2 separate regions of the Homo sapiens genome follow, and region 2 is linked to region 1. A link is a contact called in ENCODE Hi-C or POLR2A ChIA-PET data. All regions are on one chromosome and are shown on one strand. The core of a region is the stretch at or near the end of the contact, and the rest is flanking DNA. Distances in the headings are between cores, read along the strand shown. Region 1 overlaps PRELP (proline and arginine rich end leucine rich repeat protein). Region 2 overlaps ATP2B4 (ATPase plasma membrane Ca2+ transporting 4).

Evidence for each region. A loop is a pair of places that touch in the nucleus more often than their neighbours do. ChIA-PET counts read pairs that join two places held with the same protein, here RNA polymerase II (POLR2A). Pooled maps may share reads with other maps.
Region 2: a pooled map shows a loop between it and region 1 (2.0-fold over the local background). The contact joins two enhancer-like sites. A Hi-C loop is called at or near these places in 2 of 50 pooled maps. POLR2A ChIA-PET finds 5 or more read pairs at or near these places in 2 of 52 experiments (WTC11 and endothelial cell of umbilical vein).

The regions. Positions count from the first base shown.
Region 1 is chr1:203,485,413-203,490,301 of GRCh38, forward strand. It overlaps PRELP (proline and arginine rich end leucine rich repeat protein), which reads left to right. Exons shown (of 3, transcript NM_002725.4): 3 at 1,294-4,889. The coding sequence ends at 1,469. Among named protein-coding and RNA genes, the nearest start is that of OPTC, 6.3 kb to the right of the region's middle. Within about 2 kb of position 2,344, at least 33 of the 41 ENCODE cell types and tissues checked have a DNase peak (open chromatin) inside an H3K27ac peak, as active enhancers do.
Region 2 is chr1:203,647,432-203,652,320 of GRCh38, forward strand. The region is part of intron 1 of ATP2B4 (ATPase plasma membrane Ca2+ transporting 4); the gene reads left to right. Among named protein-coding and RNA genes, the nearest start is that of ATP2B4, 23 kb to the left of the region's middle. RefSeq lists a silencer at 3,101-3,270. Within about 2 kb of position 2,905, at least 29 of the 41 ENCODE cell types and tissues checked have a DNase peak (open chromatin) inside an H3K27ac peak, as active enhancers do.

The sequences.
Region 1 (4,889 bases), core at 1,094-3,593:
CTGTCTCCTGTGCCTTTTACCCGACAGAATGGGCTGAGTGGGGCCTAGGTCAGTGGGGTGATTACGTTCTTCACAATGACCATAATGCTGCCACTGGTACTGTCTTTAAACAGCTTACAAAATGCCTTTGCCAACATTCTCTCCCCTGATTACAGGGCAGGCACCACTCTTACCATTTCACAGATTGAAGAACTCAGCATGAGGGTGGCTAGGCCACAGCCCCAAGCTCATAAGAGAAAACCCCCGTGTCAGGGCCCTTCTGCTACTCCAATGGCAAAGAAGAAAGACGAGGAAAAGGAAGAGGAAGACAATTACAATGAAGATGATGCCTACTCTTCCTCCTCCTGCTCCTCCATAAATGATAAGTGAGGCAAGGCTTAGGGAGAATAAAACAGTTCATTTAAATGCTGGCATGCCTGGTGCCACAGGCATCCAACAAGATGTGATGGAGGAAATGGAATCTCAGGCCATGGACCCTTCAGAATCAGTAGGCTCATCATGTCCCGGGGGTTCCGGAGCTCTCCCCAGATCCTCTTTCCTCTTCCTGTCATCCTTATTTCAGTTACCATCTTTTGCCCATCCTCATGTCTCACATCCAATTCAAAGGAAAACCTGCAGAGTAATTTTCACATCCACCTACTGGCTTCAGATCTCACCTTACTCCATTGCTTCTCCACAGTGTAGCCGGATTATCTTTGTACAGCATAAACCTGAACATAGGGATCTCTAAGGACCCTTCCAGATTTAACGCTCCAGGATACCATGGTTCAAGTATCCTGTTAATAACATCGCTCTCACAAAGACAGTCCTGTTCACTGCCATTCCTCAGACCAGAGATCAAAAGCCTCTTAGTGAAAGCCTAACTACCTTCCCAGCTTACTCTCCTTAGTACATCACATTGGGCACTATTACTATTCCCAGATTCGCCCACAAGCAGAATTTTGGCCTCCACAACTTCATTCAAACAGATTCCTCTATCAGAACACCATCCCCCAGGTCTCCACCTGTTGTAATTCTACCTATTCTTGAAGGCCCAGTTCAAAATTTACTTCCAATTCTCTAGAGTTAACTTGCAATAACAGTTGTTGATCAATTCCAACTTAATTCATTTTACAAATGAGTAAACTGAGCCTGGAGGTCAAGGCAGCTCATCTATGATCACACATTCCCAAAGCTAGCCAGTTTCAGAGAGAAGTCTACAGTCCTTGCTCTCGGGTGTCTTCCCCCTTCCCCTTCCTCATCTTGGCCGCCAGCCTCCACTCCCTTCTGATTTCTCGTCTTCTTTTTCCGTAGAAATCAACGGAACCCAGATTTGCCCCAACGACCTAGTGGCGTTCCATGACTTCTCCTCGGACCTGGAGAACGTGCCACACCTGCGCTACCTGCGGCTGGATGGAAACTACTTGAAGCCGCCCATCCCGCTGGACCTCATGATGTGCTTCCGCCTCCTGCAGTCCGTGGTCATCTAGGCCCTACTCCGCCACCGGATCTGCTCTGACCGCACTTGAAGGCTGGGGCCCAGGCACCTGTGCCGGCCATTCGTTTTCTCTCTCTCCCTTTCTTTCTCCCAGCTTTGCCTCCCTTATCCCACCCTCGAGGCAGGGAAAAGCCATCTATTCTTCTGCAGCCTCAGGAGCGAGACTTCAAGGACTCAGTTTGGTTCCACCCAGTTGAAAGACACCCAGTGCACACCCAAACTCCTGGCCTTCTGTGGTTTCCCTTTGCTCCAGAAACACAGATGTGTCTAAAGACTTGGTGTCCCCTTCTCTCTCCTCCCCCACCCGCCACTCCTGGGTACATCTGGGCCGTGGACTATCTGATCTTGGTCCTGGCCGAGCAAACAGCCCGGAGGTAAGGTTCAGAAAGTCCCCCTGGGGACTCCTCCATCTTCGGCAGCTCTGGCTCAAAGAGGCCGAGAAACCCAGTTCTCCTGGGCCAAGGATCCCTTCTGGCAAAGCTGCTGCTCCGCCGCTTGGTTCCCCGGCACCAGACATCGCCCTGGCCCTGCTGGCCCGGGTATCGGGAAGGAGGAGCGAGGGAATGACGGAGGTAGGGTGCAGGGTCAGGGCTCCCGCAGGGGCCTGCATCTGGCCAGCAGGACACAGGGATGCGCAGGGCGCCCCCTTCTGTTCCAGGGTGAACATAGCACACGCCCTCCTGGCTGGGCCTCAGGAGGAACAGCCAAGGAGAAGAATGGCCCAAGGAACTAGGAAGCAGCCATGGGAGAGGGGAAGGGTTCAAGCCCGGGATGGGCCCGCGTGACGTCGATGGGTCCTGCGGCCCCCTTGCCCAACCTCGGGTTTAGGGAGGAGGGTTCACAGTGTTTTTGTGGGGGCGGGGGAAGGAAGAGGCAGCCCCGCCCCCGCCATCTGTTCTCCATCAGTGTGCGCGGCCCAGCCATTTCCACCCTCGGGAGGCGGCTCCTGAGAAACAGGGAGGAAGGGGCGGAGCACCTGGACGTCTCCCAGAAGCCCCTCCACGTTTGAAAATGCGCCTCCTCCTCGGAGACAGACGCATCGGTGCCACCTAGTGGCTGGTGGGAGTAACAGCTGGTCCCAGTCTTGCGCCTGGCCCTCTTCCTGGGGTGATTTTCCTCGGTGGAGGAGGCCCGTGGGGTCCCAACACGGAAGAGCCATGGGCCGTGTGCATGGTGTCGCTCTCCTCTAGGGTCTAGCGGGCACAAACGTCCCCAGGCTGGGCTCATTCCCATCGTGAGTGAGCCCAGGTGAGGACATAGTCGGCTCCCGTTTGTTGTAGGCCCTTCCCAGGTGCCTTCTCAGCTCCCTCATCTGTAAACCGAGGAGGTGGATAAGATGCTCCCGGCCGGGCGCGGTGGCTCACGCCTGTAATCCCAGCACTTTGGGAGGCCGAGGCGGGCAGATTATTGCCTGAGCTCAGGAGTTCGAAACCACCCTGGGCAACATGGTGAAACCCCCGTCTCTACTAAAATACAAAAAAATTAGCCAGGCATAGTGGCGCGCGCCTATAATCCCAGCTACTGGGAGGCTGAGGCGGGAGAATCGCTTGAGCCGGGGAGGCGGAGGTTGCAGTGAGGCGAGATTGTGCCACTGCACTCCAGCTTGGGCGACAGAGTGAGACTCCGTCTCAAAAAAGAAAAAAAAAAGATGCTCCTCTGAGGTCCCTCCGGCGCTCATGTTCCGAGTCTGCAGCTCCACACTTTAAATCATACTCGAATGCAGGACAAGTCCTAAATATTTGCCCCTTCCCTTGCAGTAATTTATTTTCTGTATGGACTGTCCCTCCCCCAGAGGCTTCCCCACCCTCCATTGCCTGGCCCAGGTGAGCAGCTTGGCAGGTCTCCAAGTGGAACCCGGTCCAGACAGGGCTGCCTCGACTTCACCTTTCCCCCTAACTTCCTCCAAGGGATGCTGCCCCTTCTCAGCCCCCTGCGTGTGTATATTGGTGGGAGGCATAGAGGATGGATGTTCTAGAAATGAGTAAGACACAGTGCCCACCCCCAAGTTAGGATGAAAAAAGTTCCAGAGGTTTTTAAGAAATTGGATTAAGCTGGGTCCCTAACTTCAAGAAATTCCCATTATGCTCCTTCTCACCTTTCTTTTTTGCTAATTATGGAAAATAGGGCCCATTTCATCATAGCCTCCTTCCCCCGTGCTCCACTACAATCGCCGCATTCTTTCTAGCTGCAGCTGGTTTCTTCAAGGCTCCTGCTTAAAGTCCACACGTTATTATGGCCGAAAGCAACCTGGTGCTTCGGCCTGGATAAGAGCCCCTTCTGCATCTTATTCACAGCTTGCAGCCTCAGCCCCTTTGATGAGGCCCTCAGGGGAGAGGTCATTACCTTGATCCTGCAAACCCAGACTCGTTGAGCAGCAACGCAATCACCATCATCCCACTGCCCAATCTAGAATATGTCTGCTCTCCTTTGCTCTCTGCAGCTGTAAGCCAGAGGGGATTCAAGGTAAATAGGCTTTACAGGCTCCCCTCCTCCAAACACACACAGAATGGGCTGGTTTCTTTCAAGTTTAAAAAAAGCCCCCTTCTCCATGCACAAGTTCATTCCCTCCATGCTGTCGTCATCGACATATACAGGTGTGTACGTAGGTGTATGTGTGTACTCTGCACGTATATCTCTTCTGTCTTGAAGACCCTGTTAACTTTGTGAAATAACTTCCACATTTCAACACACTTCACAGTACAGGAAATAAAGTAATATGAAAAACACCCTGCGTGAACTCAACGGTGTGAACAGGTCAAGAATAACACTTCAAAGTCATCTTGCCAGCCAGGCGTGGTGGATCACGCCTGTAATCCCAGCACTCTGGGAGGCCAAAGCGGGCAGATCACCTGAGGTCAGGAGTTCAAGACCAGCCTGGCCAACATAGTGAAACCCCTTGTTTACTCAAAATACAAAAATTGGCTGGGTGCGGTGGTACATGCCTGTAGTCCCAGCTACTTGGGAGGCTGAGGCAGGAGAATTGCTTGAACCCTGGAGGCAGAAGTTGCAGTGAGCCGAGATCGCACCACTGCACTCCAGCCTAGGAGACAAAACGAGACTTCATTTAAAAAAAATAAAAATAAAAATAAAAATAAAGTCATCTTGCCACCCACCCCCTACCATTGAGCCACCATGCCCAGCCCCAAAGCCTCTTAATTGCTCTAACAAGATGAGTGGGGAAAAGATTATACTCTTAAGAAATTCCTACGAAAGCTATCCAAAAGCCTTTTCTTTCCTCTTTTCTTATTATTTTTAAATAGAGGCAGGGTCTCATTATGTTGCCCAGGCTGGTCTGGAACTCCTGGCCTCAAGTGATCCTCCCACCTTGGCCTCCCCAGAGTGCTGGGATTACACACGTGAGTCACCATGCCCAGCCCCAAAGCCATTTCTTGAAGAATTTCTCGCAAACTCA
Region 2 (4,889 bases), core at 1,655-4,154, 160 kb after region 1:
TCTCTAAAAAAAACAGAAAATAACAACAACAACAAAAAAAACAAACGGCTGGACACAGTGGCTCATGTCTATAATCCCAACACTTTGGGAGGCAAAGCGGGAGAATTGCTTGATCCCAAGAGTTCGAGACCAGCCTGGGCACCATAGTCAGACCCCATCTCTACAAAAAGTATGAAAATTAGCTGAGCGTGGTAGTGCATGTCTGTGGTCTCAGTTACTCGGGAGGCTGAGGTGGGAGGCTTGCTTGAGTCCAGGAGGTTGAGGCTGCAGAGAACCAAGATCGTGCCACTGTACTCCACCCTAGGCAACAGAGGGAGACTCTGTCTTAAAAAATTTAAATATATGAAGAAATGATTAGGAAAAAAAAAAGTGCTGATGGCCATAGCCTTTGCTTTGGAAGCTGACCACCTGGAGCCAGCCTAGGTGGTGCACAGGGTCTGATCCTGGGATGAGAAATCAGAGAGGGGAGAAGGCTTGGAACTCTTGGGTCACCTTTGGGAGGTACTTTCCTCTATGTGTCTGGATCTCACATGAAGGTGTGAGAAGATGGGCAGGCCAACTTGTGTTTGAAGTGGGAGTCAAAATGTAAAGTGGCTTTTACACAGGCTCAGCTAAAGGCCAGGCTTCTAGAATAAGATGTGGAACACCCTAAATAAAGCCCCCTGTAAATCTGTGAGTGAGATTACTCATTCATGGTGGAGAGGCTGGCTCCTGCTGGTGATTTGGGTTCTCATGCTGGCCTGTGATTGGAGAGAACCATAAAGATTTCCTGCCTTCATTCTCTTAAATGTATATGTGTGAAAGAGAAGCTAAGTATATTTTATCTGCAGCTATATTTTTAAAGAAAAGAAGTGTTTTTTTTAAAAAAAAAATCCAAGAATAGCACAAGAAGGGGCAGAGAGAAAGGAAGATCTGGAGGCTGTCACCAGCCAAAAGATAATTAGCAACCATGGGGCTGGGGACAAAGACAATGTCTAGTGTCTATGATGGGACACTAGATGGGAAAGTCCCTGTGCTTGTGGTGGGCCACTTGACACCCCTTGGCAGTTAGGTGGCTTTGGAATGACAGCCCGAGGTGCCAGCCTCTTGGAGGTTGTACCAACTGACTGCTACAAATTCAAGAGTGATAAAGAGTACTGGTGGCCTCCATGACAGATACAGGCTTGTCCAAGGCACCTGTTCGGTGCAGGATCCAGGGCCAGGACATGGAGTCTTGGGTTCACCCATGAGCTGGTACCACCTTTTGCCATGACTCTGGGGAAGGCTTGGGCTACTCTGTGCTCGTAGTTTGTCCCCTGGCCCATACCAAGGTTTCACCCCTCCACCTTCCTCCTTTCTGGGCATCTTGAGGACAGAAATGAGAAAAATGGAGAGAGATGCTTTGGGTTTCCATTATGAATATAGAGAGTTTTTCATCATTACATTGGTTATCTCAGAACCTCAGGGGTAACCAATGTAATGCAATGCATGGGAAGGAAATGGGGTATTATTGTTGAACATGCCACTTAACTGCTGCAGCCTTTTCACTCTCCTTAAAATATCAGATAATATCCTCTTGAATACCTTACAGGGTAAGGTAAGTGACAAGAATCACTTGAAATACTGGATATGAAAGTGCTTTGTATATCATGGAGTGCCTACAAATATACAGATTCGTATTTATGGAGATTTTTGCATGGGAAAGTCCCTCCTTACTCCCCTGAGGTTGGGGAGACCATTCATTTCTCCAGCTCCTATAAAATTTGAGTCCTCTTTCTTGAGTAGGGTGGCTTCTCTCCACGCTGTAGAATGGGAGAGTGAATTCCAGTTAAGTGCGAATGATGTGTTCAAAGTGGGTGAAAAATCTTGGAATCTTGGGGCATTAAAAAGAATTCCTTAATTTATTTCCATTCTTGACCAAGCTAGTAGGTAACAGTGTGACCTTGAGCAAGTCACTTAACCTCTGAGCCTCACTTTTCTCATTCGTCATTAGTTTGTATCCACAAATGATAGTTATGATAATCTAAGGAGAGAGTATGGAATCTAAATGGAAGTGCTTTGAAAAGTTAAAAGTGCTTCACTTTAGGGTGGGCGTAGTGGTTCACGCCTATAATCCCAGTTCTTTGGGAGGCTGAGAATAGCTTGAGCCCAGGAGTTCGAGACCAGTCTGAGTAACATGGGGAAACCCCATCTCTACCAAAACCAAAACAAACAAAACAAAACAAAACAAAAAAATAGCCAGGCCTGGTGATGCATACCTGTAGTCCCAGCTACTCAAGAGGCTGAGGTGGGAGGATCACTGAGCCCAGGAAGGTTGAGGCTGCAGTGAGCCTTAATCATGCCACTGTACTCCAGCCTGGGCAACAGAGACCCTGTCTAAAAAACAAGCAAAAAACCAAGTGCTGTACTTTACAGACCAGAAAAATTGAGGTCACGGAAACTCCACAGCCCCCACTCGTACCCGGCCAGGCATGTCACACTCGCCACTCTGGGGCCCAGGGTCCCCATACGCTAAGTAGGGTGTGCTCCAGGTTACCTCCCCTTCTTCCAGAGCTGCTGAGGACTAATGAGAACACTCACTTGTAGACGCTGTAATAGCCTGTTTTGAAGCATCTCAGATTTACCCCAGCCTTCCCTTCCATGGTGATGTAAACGGAGTGGCTTTCACGCACACATCCCAGAACCAGCCCAGTTTTTGCCCTTGTCCTCTGACATAATGCATGCATTGATCAATAGACATTTATCAAGCATGCCTGCCCCGTAAAGCTTGGAGCGAGGCCCTGGTCCCCTGGGTTTTGGCAGCTCAAGGACGGGCGCTCCCGGGGAAGCTGTGCTGAGAAGTCGGCTGAGCCACTGAAGCCACAGGGTTTGGTTTCAGGGAGGCCAGGTGAGGGGCAGGGTGAGAACTGGGAGGGTTCCCCAGGTGTGTTCCCCGGGTTGTGGTGTGGTGTGATGTGGTGGGGGACAGGACGAGGGTCCCTGGGGAGGGAGAGAGGTGCTTGGCTGGCTGGGTCGAGTGAGTCATCGGCCCCCTCTGAGCAATCGCTGCTGCCCAGGTGGAGTCGGCCCGCCTTATTTGGGGCTTCTGTGCTGAGCCAGGCCTCCAGGGCTAAGGCGTTTGTTTCCCCAGCTGCTTCCCGGGCCGCGCTGGTAGCCAGCTGAGCCCGGCGCCTGCGGCTGAGTTGCACCGCGCAGAGGCCGGGGGAGCTGCAGGTCCGAACTCGGCCGGCCCGGGGCGAGGGCGGGCGGGGAGCGGGGCGGGCTAGGGCGAGCGAGGCTGCCACACCCCCGGGACTCGCTGGTGCGAGGCTCAGCATGCCGGCTGCGGAAGTCCCGCACAGGGCAGCTTCCAGGCCTCCTGTCCCTAGAGCAGTAAATGCAGATCAGCACTTCTGCCCCTCACTGTACTCCCACTCTCATCCCCTTCCTCCCTCTACCACCACCAAAAGGCCAGAATTTTTAAGTTGATTGATATTTTTTTATTAGGATAATAAAGTCAGATGCAGTATATTGTGTATGTTTTTTTGTTTCGTGTTGCGTTTTTGTAGAGATGGGGTCTCACTGTGTTGCCCAGGCTGCTCTCTTAATTCCTGGGCTCTAGTGATCCTCCTGCCTCGGCCTCCCAAAGTGCTGGGATTACAGGCATGAGCCACCATGCCTGGCCTTGACTGTGTTGTTAAATGGCTATTTTAGACCATGAAATTTTCAACAAAAGTTCTTATTTAAGAGTCTTGATATTTTTAGATAGTTCCATGGCTGTCTTTGATCATACAAGTTAAAAAATGTTGCTGGTAGAAATAGGAACCATTTTTTTTCTTCTCTCTCTCTGTCTCTGTCTTTCATTTCTAGTTCTATCTCTTTTGTTTATTTCTCAGATGCACAAAATTGGATGAGTCAAAATCTACAGTTCATTTTCTTGACTGGTTTATGCATGCCTCGCTTTTACTGCTTATTTATATATGCTATTAATGTTTTTTATTAACCTAATGAACACACTTGAACCCACCACCCAAAAATGAGATCACTATCATTTATTTGCATCCACCTATGACCCTTTCCTATCCCATCCCCCCACCTCATCACCCAGCCAAACCACTGTCTTGGGCTGTAATGTTGTATTCACCATTCTCTTGATAACCATATGTATGCCTAAAGAAACATATTATTTGTACTTGCTTTATATGCTTTATCTAAAAAATATACTAGCTGGGCACAGTAGTACGCACCTGCAGTCCCAGCTACTCAGGAGGCTGAGGCAAGAAAATCACTGAGTCCAGGAGTTTGAGGCTGCAGTGAGCTTTGATTGCACCACTGCACTCCAGCCTGGGTGACAGAGTGAGCCTGTATCTAAATATATGAACACACGGCTAGGCACGGTGGCTCATGCCTGTAATCCCAGCACTTTGGAATGCCGAGGCAGGGGGATCACCTGAGGTCAGGAGTTCGAGACCAGTTTGGCCAACATGGTGAAACCCCGTCTCTACTAAAAATAAAAAAAAATTAGCCAGGCATGGTGGTGGGACGCCTGTAGTCCTAGCTACTCAGGAGGCTGAGGAGAGTCTCTTGAATCTGGGAAGTGGAGGTGGCAGTGAGCCAAGATTGTGCCACTGCACTCCAGCCTGAGTGACAGAGCGAGACTCTGTCTCAAAAAAAAAAAAGCAAAACAAAACCCTTTAGAGACAAACAAAAACAGAGGTTTCTACCAACAGACTACTCCACTAAAGCAACTTCTTCTTTTTTTTTTTTTTTTCTGACACAGAGTCTCACTCTGTCCCCTAAGCTGGAGTGCAGTGGCACAATCTCAGCTCACTGCAGCCTCCGTTTCCCAGGTGCAAGCGATTCTCCTGCCTCAGCCTCCCAAGTAGTTGAAATTCAGGCACGCGCCTCCATGCCCGGCTAATTTTTTTGTA